Regions from separate parts of the Homo sapiens genome. Here region 1 is linked to region 2. A link is a contact called in ENCODE Hi-C or POLR2A ChIA-PET data. All regions are on one chromosome and are shown on one strand. The core of a region is the stretch at or near the end of the contact, and the rest is flanking DNA. Distances in the headings are between cores, read along the strand shown. Region 1 holds the start of BCLAF3 (BCLAF1 and THRAP3 family member 3). Region 2 overlaps SH3KBP1 (SH3 domain containing kinase binding protein 1).

The links. Hi-C counts contacts between places; a loop is a spot of excess contacts on that map. ChIA-PET counts read pairs that join two places held with the same protein, here RNA polymerase II (POLR2A). Pooled maps may share reads with other maps.
Region 1: a loop to region 2 is called in a pooled map, with 6 times the contacts of the local background. The contact joins the promoter of BCLAF3 here to the enhancer-like site in region 2. A Hi-C loop is called at or near these places in 1 of 37 single-sample maps with no recorded cell type and 8 of 50 pooled maps. POLR2A ChIA-PET finds 5 or more read pairs at or near these places in 4 of 52 experiments (GM10248, activated T-cell and endothelial cell of umbilical vein).

What each region holds. Positions count from the first base shown.
Region 1 is chrX:19,987,786-19,993,892 of GRCh38, reverse strand. It overlaps BCLAF3 (BCLAF1 and THRAP3 family member 3), which reads left to right and starts at 2,832. Exons shown (of 12, transcript NM_001367774.2): 1 at 2,832-2,985. It overlaps LOC729609 (a long non-coding RNA gene), which reads left to right and starts at 4,114. Exons shown (of 2, transcript NR_024440.1): 1 at 4,114-4,207. RefSeq lists silencers at 2,490-2,919, 2,960-3,009, 3,080-3,449.
Region 2 is chrX:19,562,117-19,568,829 of GRCh38, reverse strand. The region is part of intron 13 of SH3KBP1 (SH3 domain containing kinase binding protein 1); the gene reads left to right. Among named protein-coding and RNA genes, the nearest start is that of MAP3K15, 50 kb to the right of the region's middle. Within about 2 kb of position 2,134, at least 7 of the 41 ENCODE cell types and tissues checked have a DNase peak (open chromatin) inside an H3K27ac peak, as active enhancers do.

The DNA.
Region 1 (6,107 bases), core at 1,583-4,082, 420 kb before region 2:
GACGAAAATGATAAAACAGGCCGGTGCGGTGGCTCCTGCCTGTAACCCCAACACTTTGGGAGGCCAAGGCGGGTAGATCACTTGAGGTCACAAGTTCGAGACCAGCCTGGCCAACATGGTGAAACCACGTCTTCACTAAAAATACAAAAAGTAGCCGGGCATGGTGGTGGGTGCCTGTAATCCCAGCTACTCAGGTGGCTGAGGCAGAAGAATTGCTTGAACCTGGGAGGCGGAGGTTGCAGTGAGCCAAGATTGCATCATTGCACTCCAGCCTGGGTGACAAGAGAGAGACTCCGTCTCAAAAAAATAAATAAATAAATAAAAATAAAAAAATAAAACAGAGAACTAATACAGCTAATTGCTCTTCCTAAAAGAGAGATTAGAGCTAATGGAGCAGAAACAATTCTTGAAGATAGAATGGAAGAAAATGTTTCTGAATTGAGGCCATATATATGCAGGTGAAAAAGGACTCACACCTCTTAACCAGAAAGAAAAAGCATTATTTATTCTTACATTACAAAAACTTTAGTATGACCAGAGCATTGTGTACAAGGGGAAGAGAGGCTAGAGTTTGTATGCTGTTTGAAAGCATGTTCCCTGCCAAACAGGAAGCAAAGTCATATATGAAGAAAGGAAAATGATCATTTGCATAAGGCTTAAAAAGAGTGGTAAAAGGGTTTGTAACAGCAATTATTGGAAAAAAGATCACATAAAAGGGTCACATAAAATGATTACAAAGTGCTATCAGGCTCTCCACTGTGGTGGGCATCCACACATTTGTAGTGGCATCATTCTTTGATAGTTGTGTGGCTTTCTCCCCGCCCAAGCAGTGTTTGGAAATGTAGACGTAGGAATGGAAAATGCAGACTGGAGTTTTAAGTGGTAGTTTAATGTTAGGACAAGTCAAAGGGCAAAGCAGGGGGCTCTGCTTACAAGAGTGGTTGAAGGCTGGGCACAGTGGCTCCTGCCTGTAATCCCAACACTTAGGGAGGCCGAGGCAGCAGGATCACTTGAGCCTAGAAGTTCCAGAACAGCCTGGGCAACATGGCGAAACCCTGTCTCTACAAAAAAAAATTTTTTTTTTAATTAGCTGGGCATGGTGGTGCACGTCTGTTGCAACAGCTACTCTAGAGGCTGAGGCAGGAGTGTCACTTGAGCCCAGGAGTTTGAGGTTACAGTGAGCTATGATTATGCCACTGTACTCCAGCCAGGACCACGACCAAGTGAGACCCCTGACTCTTAAAAAAAAAAACAACAAAAAAAGGCCGGGACGCGGTGGCTCATGCCTGTCATCCCAGCACTTTGAGAGGCTGAGACAGGCGGATCACTTGAGATCAGGAGTTTGAGACCAGCCTGGCCAACATGGTGAAACCCCGTCTCTACTAAAAATACAAAAATTAGCCGGGCATGGTGGCGCACACCTGTAATCCCAGCTACTCAGGAGGCTGAGGCAGGAGGATCACTTGAACCTGGGAGGCAGAGGTTGCAGTGAGCCGAGATCGCACCACTGCACTCCAGCCTGGGTGACAAGAGCCAGACTCTATCTCTAAATAAATAAATAGGCCGTGCGCTGTGGCTCACGCCTGTAATCTCAGCACTCTGGGAGGCTGAGGCGGGAGGATCACCTGAGGTCAGGAGTTCGAGACCAGCCTGGCCGACATGGGGAAACCCTGTCTCTACTAAAAAAAAAAAAAAAATTAGCCGGGCATGGTGGCGCAGCCTGTAATCCCAGCTACTCAGGAGGCTGAGGCAGGAGAATCACTTGAACCCGGGAGGCAGAGGTTGCAGTGAACCGAGATCACACCACTGCACTCCAGCATGGGTGACAGAGATTCTGTCTCAAAATAAATAAATAAGTAAAAATAAAAAAGTGGTTGTAGTCAAAGGCTATGGGTTTAAGTTGGGTAGTGGGATTTCAACATTTAAGGTTTTAGAGATGGAGCAGTATCAAGTGATGAATATCTAGATTTTCTAGACTACGGGTGAACAAAGTAGAAGTAAAGGTCATTCGGATTGAGGAACTGAAGGAAACCAGGCTGGGTTGTGGATGTTGGATTCATTGGGAGGATGGCAGTAAATCAGATGGAGAGGAAAACTAATGCCAGACAGTCAGTAGGTGACAGTGACAAGGGAGGGCAAAAGGTGTTACTACCAGATGGCACAGAGCCTGAAAGAGCTATTTCACAAGGGGAAGAAAGAATATCAGTGTCAAGCGGAAAGCTTCAAGAGTGAAGAAGACACACTACCTTTGAGGCTGGTGCATGGAGTGTGGGAGGGGAGAAACCAAGCGAGTAGACAGAGATGAGGCAATCTTTTGAATTGGATGACGGATAGATGTTGGTACCATCCGACCATTTGGGAAGTCCAGAGGGGAGGCTTTGTTTTCCGGGAATATGCTTAATTTGAGGAGTGGGAAATGGATAGAGGGTAGGTGAATGGTTAGAGATCTGCACAAAGCTGGAAGGCCCACGGGATCAAGTTCTGCCCATGACTGAGGGGTGACCTCCAATCCCTGGGCCTTAACCCCCAGGATCCCTGGACCTGGAACGCCCATTAGGTCCCCTCCTTTCCGGCGAGAGGGCGGCAGAGGGCGCAGGCGCTCTAGCCGGACCCGGCGGGCGGGTGGCAGAGGGCGCAGGCGCCCTGGACAGAGCGGCCGCAGTGGGAACGGCCGGCAGGGGGCGCAGCGCTCTGGTCCGAGAAGCCCGGGCGGGGCACCCTCGCCGGGAGAGTAGAGGATAGGGGTCGGCTGGAGAACGGGCCCAGTGCGAGGCCGCGAGCAGTGGGCGGGGCCGGGGTGGGGGCGGGGCGAGGCGGTTCCGGAAGGAAGTGGTTCCGGGTCCCGCGGCCCGGCAGAGGTGGCTGGGGTGTCGCTGCTGTGGGAGGCGGCGGCAGAGTGAGGGGCGAGGCCCGAGGGGCCGGCGGCGGCGGCGGCGGCGGCGGCGGCGGCGGCGGCGGCGGCGGCGGCGGGGGCTTCCCGGCCGGGTGAGCGGCTCGGGGGGAGGCGGGGCGAGGAGGCCTGGGCCCGCAGGGAGGGCGTGTCCGCCACCCAGGAGGGGCGGTTCTCGGGGTGGCGGATGGGGCAGCGGGGAGGATGCGGCGGTCCGACTCGGGTTCTGTTGGGACAGCTCCTCTGCGCCCCGTAGGTCCCTCGGTCAGCGCCTTCCCTTGGGCGCGGCGACCCGGCGCGGGTTTCCAGGGGACAGCTGCCCGGCGCCCCTGAGGTCCCTCGACAGGCACGGCGACCCGGGCACCTGCTGCCGCGACCCTGATCCTCCGCCGTCGTCGGGCAGGTTGCGGTCCCCGCGGTTCCCTGCATCTGTTAAGAGGGCGGGGGCCGGGAAGGCGGTGTCCGGGGACGGTGCCCTTGTCCTCGAGGCGGCCCTGGACGCGTCGCCTGCGGGGCCTGAACCGAGGACCCCCCCGTACCCCGCTTTGTCCTGGTGAGGCGCTCCTGCCGCGCAGCGGCATCTTCCTCTGTTAACGTCGAGAATGAGTAGTGAAGGCTGCTCATTATCCTGCATTGTAAAGTAAAACTTGTCTTTTTAGAAGCGTCTCCTGAAAATTGGCGCATCTCCTGTGCTTCTCTGGGTTGTATTGGGAAACTGGGCCAGTCGCTGTCAGGACTGTCCTGTTGGTAGGTCTCGAGGGAAAGAAATGGGAGAGAAACCTACCCCGTAAATATTTTCCTACTCAGGTGCTTTTCGAACTACCTATTAGGTGATTGCCTTTTTTTTTTTTTTTTTTTTTCCTGGAACAAATTACAAACTGCAGGTAGAAATCAGGAAGGCCTCTTTAGGCTCCTCGCCAGGCAGCCTTTTTAGCATTTTTCTGAATGTGAACAGGTCCAAACGACAGAGCAGAATTTGAAAAGAAAGGTTTTGCTGCAGATTCATAACGAGGACTTTATTTTTCATTGGTATTTTAATGGTAATGGTATAGCAATGTTTTATTTTTAATGTTTTTTTTAAATGGCTACTAAAATTTTATTTTGAAATCACAGCTGTTTCAGTCACCCCCAAGAAACCTTTAAAACGTCTTATTAGAAACATTTTTATATATAGGAACATTTAGCCATTTATACACATTTCTAAGATAGAAATCACAATGAAGATACGTTGTTTCACTATTCCAAGTTCCAAGTAACCATGGTGAATATGGTTTCCCCATTCCAAGTAACCATTGTGAATGTGGTTATACACCTCCAGTCTTTTTCTATGCAGAGCTTAATACATGAGTTTTTCTAAAGTGAATTCTCTTTTGTAATTATCTTTTTCTGACTAGATAGCATGCCATTATATGGCTGTAATATTATAATTTATTTCATTGGTCATTCTCAGTTCTTCCCTATTAAAATACATTGTTGGGTAAATGTAAAAGTCCGCATATCTATGATTACTTTCGAATCTCACTCTGTCGCCCAGGCTGGAGTGTAGTGGCACGATCTCGGCTCACTGCAACCTCCACCTCCTGGGTTCAAGTGATTCCCCTGTGTCAGCCTCCCGAGTAGCTGGGACTACAGGCGTGTGCCACCATGCCCGGCTAATTTTTGTATTTTTAGTAGAGATGGGGTTTCACCATATTTGCCAGGCTGGTCTCAAACTCCTGACCTCCAGCGATCTGCCCGCCTCGGCCTCGCAAAGTGCTGGGATTACAGGTGTGAGCCACCGCGCCCGGCCCATGATTACTTTCTAAGTGTACATTCCTAGATGATAGAATTATTGGGCAGAGTATGCACATAAGGGTTTTTTTTTTTTTAATGTGAATTGCTCAATTTCCCTCTGGAAAGGATATGCTGTTTTGCACTCCTACCAACAATCTGTGAGTGTCCTTACCCACACCCTAGCAAAAGGCAACATTTAAAGGGATTTCTATAGGAATACTTTTGAGCCATACTTGTACTCTCCAACCAAGTACAACTACCCCTCTCTAGTCATCACTTTTTTCTTATTTGTTGATAGCACTTCAGCTTCTCATCTTTTATTGCGCCTTTACTATTTTGGTAAAGAAAGCTTATCTAGGTGAGGCAAAGGCGTAATAGAACAAACAAGAGATTTAAAGTTAGGATCCCCTTGAAATCCAGTATATCTGATTATCTTGAACAAGTCACTTAACTTTTCTAAGGTACTCTTTCCTCAGTGATGCATTAGGGGTTATAATACAGTTGCCTTACTTTTCTTAAGGATTATTTTAAGGGTCAGTTGAAACATTCCTGGAAAGTACATTTAGACACACTTTGTCTTGTTGGTATTTTTAAAAATTATTTTTAATTTATTATTTTTAAATAGAGACAGTGTCTCACTATGTTGCCTAGGCTGGTCTCAAACTCCTGAGCTCGAGCGATTCTCCTGCCTTGGCCTTGCAGAGTGCTGGGATTACAGGCATGAGCCACTGCACCCGGCCATGTTATTACCATCTGGTAGAAATTTCAGAGCACAGAAGCATCTTGAGGTTCATACATTTTTTAAAGTAAATACCTTAATTCAAAAGGCTATTCTCTGATACCCTTTGCCCCCATACTCTTTCACTCCTTAAATTTGAAGTTTTTTGTTTTACTGCTGCCCTAGATTATATTCAAAACTTTATCAGGGTTATGAAATTAGATGAGTGAATGAATCTGCACAAATGTTGAAGGAGCAAATATTTAAAAGCGCTATATAAAGCTGAGAGGGACAGGTATAACGCTAAATAAAACACAGTACTTGGGCTCATGATAAATAAAACATGGTCTTTGTGCCCTGCAGGCTACATTATCCAGGCAGCAGAGGGCATAAAAGCTGCTTTCCAAATTTAGATGGCAATTTTAGATGTGATGCCTGATGTCAACTATTCTCAAGTATGCTAAAGCCCATTTCTGCTGACCAAGCACCTGAGCAAGTGACCGGGCAGCCTCCACAGGGTCATCTTTCTGAAGGTAGGATTCGCAAGGTGAGGAAGTGGTAGTATTATAGTCCAAGAACCTGGGTTCTACTTTCAGGTCCTCCACCTGGGGCAGATCAGTTAACTTTTTTGAGGCTGGCTTTATTCACTCGTGAAATGGAGGTAATTCCAGCTTCCTCATGTGTTTGTTGTGAGGATTACATGACATAGTACGTGTACAACACTTA
Region 2 (6,713 bases), core at 885-3,384:
GTGGGCATTAGCCCTTATGTTCACAGTTTCCAGTGATTTGTGTATTTTGTGTAAAAAGGTGGATGGATGCAAATGTGAGATGGCAGGGTTCATTGTTGATACAGCACTTTTGACTGAGTTTCAAATGAGCTTTGGTATGGTAATTGCCACTTAGTTCAGAACATGAGTGAGTTTTCCCAAGGTCAGGATACCACCATGTGATAAATGGGAGGGAGCTACAGTCTCTCTGGGTAAATAAAAGTCAGAGGTCCTTTTGGAGGTGTACGTGAGTGGGTGTGAGGCCACCGGTGTGCTGTTAAGGCCACTAGTGGTCTGACCTGGGTGACAACCCTTTTAAGAAGTCCAGATTCAGGGACTAATTTTTTCTTATTATTTTATTTTATTTTTTGACATAAAGGCCATTTAATGATAGAAATATATAAAAATAATCATATTGTTTAGCAACAGGCTATCACATTTCTTGGGAAGAGGAAAATGACCTGCTTTAAGAAAAACTTGCAACCATGTGCAAGTCTTCATTTCAACATATTTTTCCCCATCCACTTAAGCATTTATCCTTTGAGTTATAAACAGTCCAATTACACTATTTTAAAATATACAATTAAATTATTATTGACTATAGAGATGCTATTGTGCTATCAAATAGTAGGTCTTATTCATTCTTTCTAACTATATTTTTTGTACCTATTAACCATCCCCACCGCCTCCCCACCCCAGCCCTGTACTACCCTTCCCAGCCTCTGGTAATCATCCTTCTGCTCTCTACCGCCATGAGTTCAATTGCTTTGATTTTTAGATCCCACAAATAAGTGAGAACATGCAATGTTTCTCTTTCTGCACCTGGTTTATTTCACTTAACATAATGATCTTCAGTTCCATCCATGTTGTTGCAAATGATAGGATCTCGTTTTTATGGCCAAATAGTATAAATTTTTTTTAGCTTTACATCTTCTGTTTGTACCTATCAAGGTCATAAGTTAGCATTCTCTCGTATTCTACATAATATAGAAGGCTGAATTTTAAAATTTACTTTGTTTTAATTGAACTTTTTATTTTGAAGTCATTGTAGATTCACATGCAGTCGTAAGAAGTAATAGAAATCTGTGTACCCTTTACTCAGTTTCTCCCCAATAGTAACATCTTACAGAACTATAGTACACTGTCATGACTAAGATATTGACATTGATATGATCCACCAATCTTACTCAGATTTTCACAGTTTTACTAGTACTTCTGTGTGTATTTCGCTCTATGCAATATATATATATATATTTTTTTTTTTTTTTTTTTTTTTTTTTTTTTTTTTTTTTTGAGATGGAGTCTTGCTCTGTCACCCAGGCTGGAGTGCAGTGGTACGATCTCGGCTCACTGCAACCTCTGCCTCCCAGGTTCAAGCGATCCTCCCACCCCAGCGTCCTGAGTAGCTGGGACCACAGGTACATGCCACCATGCCTGACTAATTTTTGTATTTTTTGTAAAGGTGGGGTTGCACTATGTTGCCCAGGCTAGTCTCGAACTCCTAGGCTCAAGCGATCCTCCCACCTTAGCCTCCCAAAGTTCCGGGATTACAGCTGTGAGCTACCGCACCCAGCCTGCAATTTTATCATACATGTAGGTTTGTGTATCTACCACCAGTCAAGACATAGAACATTTCCATCACCACTAGATCCCTTGTGTTACTCTTGTTAAGCCACACCCACCTTTCTCCAGCCCACCCCCTTCCCTAACCTCTGGCAAGCACTATCAGGGATTGATTTGACATGGAAGATAGCTTTCCAGCATCATCTGCTTGGGCCACTCACTTTAGAAACAGATGTGCGATGGTTGGCAGGCCTTGTAAGAGCACTAGAGCTCTCAACATGAGCATTCTGCTCTCCTGCTGCTGTCCCTCTGTTTGGGTGCTGTTTTCCTCTGAATCTGCTGATAGAGTTGCATCTTTGCAACTGCTGACCTGCAGTCTCTGGTCTGATCTCATGCAGGCTTGGGGCTAGGATGTGTGACTGTGACTGTTAATGCCAAAAGTACTTCCCCTGTTTCCACAAGCTCGTTTACATCCTCAGCCCTTGAGAAGCCCAGTCAGGAAGCATAACCTGATAGCTTGGGCTGATGCAATAACAGAAACTCTGGCCTGCTGTAGCTTTTGTTCTGCTTAAAGTGCAGGCAGAGCAGAGCAGAGCAGTAATTGGCTGTGAATGAAAGGGGATTGTCAGAATGAGCCTAAGTTCCGGTTCTACCACCGCAGTTTCGTATTTGGGCCCTGTTTTAAGCCAGGGTGGCTGGTTGGTGAAGGTCATGTGCGACCTCAGGAGGCTGTCTTGTCACCTCCCTCATGTCAATAGGAAGGGAGGTATTCTCCCTCCTCCAGAATATACAGGATAATCTGTCTTGCTTGCTAAGAGCATTCACCTTTGACCTTTGCATTCTTTGGGTCTGGAGATGTCTATGATCGCTATCATGAAAATATGAATCACATGTTTTTCAGTCTGATGAGCTAGTGTGGAAATATTGGGGGTATTGATGGGGGGGCGGGTTCACCTATAGAAGCTTTTCATGCTGTGGAAACTAAGCACAGTTGCATATATTTGGGAGCCCAGAAATAGAGTACTGAGGTTTGGTTTTCTCTCTCTCTTTGCCACAGAGACATTAATCCTAGAAGGCTATATCTTCTCAAGTTAATGGTATTTTTGTTTTGAGATAGTCTTGCTCTGTCACCCAGGCTGGAGTGCAACAGTGCAATCATTGCTCACTGCAGCCTCTAACTCCTGGGCTCATGCAATCCTCCCACCTCAGCCCAGGAGAATCGCTTGAACCCGGGAGACAAAGGTTGCAGTGAGCCGAGATCACACCACTGTACTCCAGCCTGGGGAACAAGAGCAAAACTCCATCTTAAAAAAAAAAAAAAAGGTCTCCAAAACCTAGTAATCATTTTGTAATGTAAAACGTCCCCTTAGGGTGTTAAATGTGTGTATTGTTGTACACCATTTTAAAAAATCAAGGTCCACCTGGACTTTGATCTGTAGCTGATTACAACCCTGGTGAAACAATAATCCCAAAGCGTTAGAAAGGATTAAGAGTGTTTTGTAAGCATGTTTGGGGTAGAACATGCCTTTATAACTTTTAATCCTCGTTGAGGTACAGTGTGAGTACAGGAGCTGTGTGTGGAATATCCTTGTGTTAGAATCATTCTGCTAATATAGTGGAGAACAAACCCTCCCCCTTCATCTCCCCTCTTCCATCGTCCTGAGGTTCTAGTGTTGAAATAAGAGCAGTGAGAGCAAGCAAGAGTAAGGAAAGAAAGAACTAATATTCACTGGGTGCCCACTAAATGTTTTGTCTATTTTTTTCTCACCGTCCATAGCCCTATGAAGGATGTGTAATGACTCATGTTTTTACAGTGAAGGAACAGGGAAGAAAGCAAGCTGGGGAAACTGAGCAAGATTATCTGGCTAGTAAGAAATTGGAGTTGAAGGCCAGGCGCGGTGGCTTACACCTGTAATCCCAGCGCTTTGGGAGGCCAAGGCGGGCAGATCACCTGAGGTCAGGAGTTCGAGACCAGCCTGGCCAACATGGTGAAACCCTGTCTCTACTAAAAATACAGAAATTAGCTGGGTGTGGTGGTAGGCGCCTGTAATCCCAGCTACTTGGGAGGCTGAGGCAGGAGAATCGCTTGAACCCGGGAGGCGGAGGTTGCAGTGAGCCAAGATTGCACCACTGCACTCCAGCCTGGGGGACAAGAGCGAGACTTCGCCTCAAAAAAAAAAAAAAAAAAAAAAAAAAATTGGAGTTGAAGCCAGGTCTCTCTGACCCATGAGCCCAAACCTTCTAGGTCCACATCAGCATTTCTCAACTGCTCTCCCCAAGGGGACATTTGGCAATGTCTGGAGACATTTTTGACTGTCACATCATAGGGGTGGGGGTGGAGATGCTACTGGCATCTAGTGGATAGAGGCCAAGGATGCTGCTAACCATCCACCAGTGTGTAGGATAGCCCCCACAGACAACAAAGAATGACCCAGCCCCAAATGTCAATAGCACCGAGGCCCAGAGAGCCCAGTCTGTGTTAGGAACAGGAAGAGGACAGGCTTCCCCTGCAAGTGCAACTTGTGTTCCCTGGAGTGGCCTGTCTCATTTCCTGAGAATCTCTATAAAACCTAGTTTGAAAATATTTCATATACAAAAAAGTAATTATATTTGAAGTAATTAAACATCAACCAAGGACATGACTGTGACCTTTGTGAGAGAGAAAGAGGAAGGGGGGGGAGAGAGAGAGAGAGGCGAGAGAAGAGAGGGGAGAGGGGCCATCTTAAGGCTTGCAGCAAGTGAAATGATACCATTTGAGTCTGATTTCAAATAGAAAGAGTATTGGATTTGTGATTAGATATTTGCCAAAGATCAACTACCCAGTGTTTAAACGGGTATTACATAAAAGGACAATAACAAATTTGATCAATACTAAGTTCTAAATCTGTACTCTGTATGGTAAAGTTATACAGGAGAGCAAGAGAGAGCAATTGTAATAGCGACCATTAACACAACATTTTTGTGAATGTGACACCAAATGTCTACAAACAAGTGATTACATTCTTACCTTATTTTGCAATTTCTACCTTTCATGATAATAAATCACTTCTAAGGGTTTCTCATACAAATTTTGAGGAAAAATTCAGATCTCCTGACTTGGGGCTATTGGTTTTTCTGTCCTGTTTTTAAAATACATATTTTAAACTTCCCCTTTTGGAGCCAGAGAGCCAGTTATTGGTCCTTGCAGCATGTCAGATCATTGAGCAATTGCTCAGGTTCAATAAAACAAGATATACTGTGTCCTGCCTGCCATTAAAAAAAAACAAAAACCCATGAATGACACTTGGAGTGTTCCAGATTGACTACTGGCTGAGCGTGTGTGTGAACAACAGCCGCGCCTTCCAGCTCTCTCGGGATTAGTTGCTCAGACATGAGAACTTTCACTGAAGAGCCACGGCTGGCTCCTACAGACACTGTCTCCTTACTGGCAACCTTCAGACACAGCCTTTGGGACCAAGGACATGGTTGATGTTACCTGTGCTGAAGAACAGGAGATACGGTTGCTACTGGTCTACAGTCAAGTCTGCATATGACGGGCTGCGGTGCCCATGTGTGGACGTGTGCAGCTCCGGTCCCTATCTAGGGACACAAATCGTGATCAAACTTAAATTTTTGTCAGGAGTAGCTGAAAAGCACTATACATTTCTCAAGTGTGATGACAGAAAGCAAAAGAGATTGTGCTGAGGGTCAAACGCTTTATACAAAGGAAGTGAAACAGGTTGCGCTTCTGATTGATGGGTTTTTAACCCAGGCAATCCTCTGAGCATTTTGGGTTCCTTCCTCGAACTTACAGAGGCGTAGCTAATTCAGAACAGCTTCTGTGGATGGCCTTCTCCCTGCATCGCCCTTGAGCCCTCCCCTGGTTCCCAGCCTCTCAGGCTCACAGTGGAGGTGTGCTGCTGAGGAAACAAGGTCAAGTTGGCAACCAGCACTCATTTCGAAAGGCATCCTCCAGTCCTACAGGAGATGGTCCTTCAGGGCCCTTTGAAGGGCCTGATCTTGGGTGTAAAATGAGCATCTCCACTTAGACTTTCTCAGTCAAAGATGTTGATCCTCACCAGAACCGAGGTGCTCACCTCTGCCTGTGCACCTTGCACAGGGCGGTCCTGCTGGCCTTTGGTGGTCCATCACGGTGGCTGGGTTTGTGCTTAGTTATGAGGGTCTTCACGAACATCTTTTACCCCATAACATCCCATAAGCGCAAACTCAGTAAACATTGAAAGTGCCTGTAGGAAAAGCCTCACAAATGCTATAGAAACAGGGGGAGATTACGTCAAAGTGGGGACATGATGGCAAATGTTGCAGAACCTCACTGCAGCAGTGCATTTGGTGGTATGAATTATTCCAATATACAGAGAGCAAATTAGTACTGTCCTACCCAAGTGCTCTATACCCACCAGCCTGCAAAATAGCTGACCTGAGAGAGGTGGAGGGACATTTAGGGAGCATCAATTCAGATGGCTGTTGGCTTGGAGAGGGTCACAGAGGCTAGTAGCTGTGTGGACTTGCAGGCAGCCCCAAATGCTCACCTATGTGCAGAGTCAGCATGTCCTGCCTCCCCTGGTAATGTGGTCGCCTGCATCTCTGTGGCCAGCGCTCTCGTTCATCATTCAGTCTGATGGCTTGAGTGCCTCTATGTTTGCTACATGCTGAGACCGTATTCTAGTGCCGTATTCTGGAGGTACTGGGTGTACCTACAGATTTAAGAATGCAAATCTGGAGGTACACCCAGTGGATTCAAAGTAGTCTCATAGAACAAAGAGACTTATATAGTGACCTTTGCTGCATCCACAGTATACACCACAGAGGTCTCTGAACTGAAAATGAATGTGGAAGCAAGGGAACAGGTGATGTTCAGCTCTCAGATCTCACATGGCATTTATTTGGCTTGAGGTGCCCCCCTCCCCCTGTCCCCTGGCTGTGGGCTCATGGATTGGCAGAGCCCAGTTATGGCTTCCGTTTTACTTGCAAATATCCAGAGGAATGTACAGTCTACCAGAAAATTGTGCTCAGGCATCCCTTTGTCACATTAAAAGCATTATGGACACACGACATTTTATTAAGTATTTTGTTCTGGTATCACTTTATTAAGTAAATTATCAAAATCCTTATTTAGCCATGGACTCTCATTA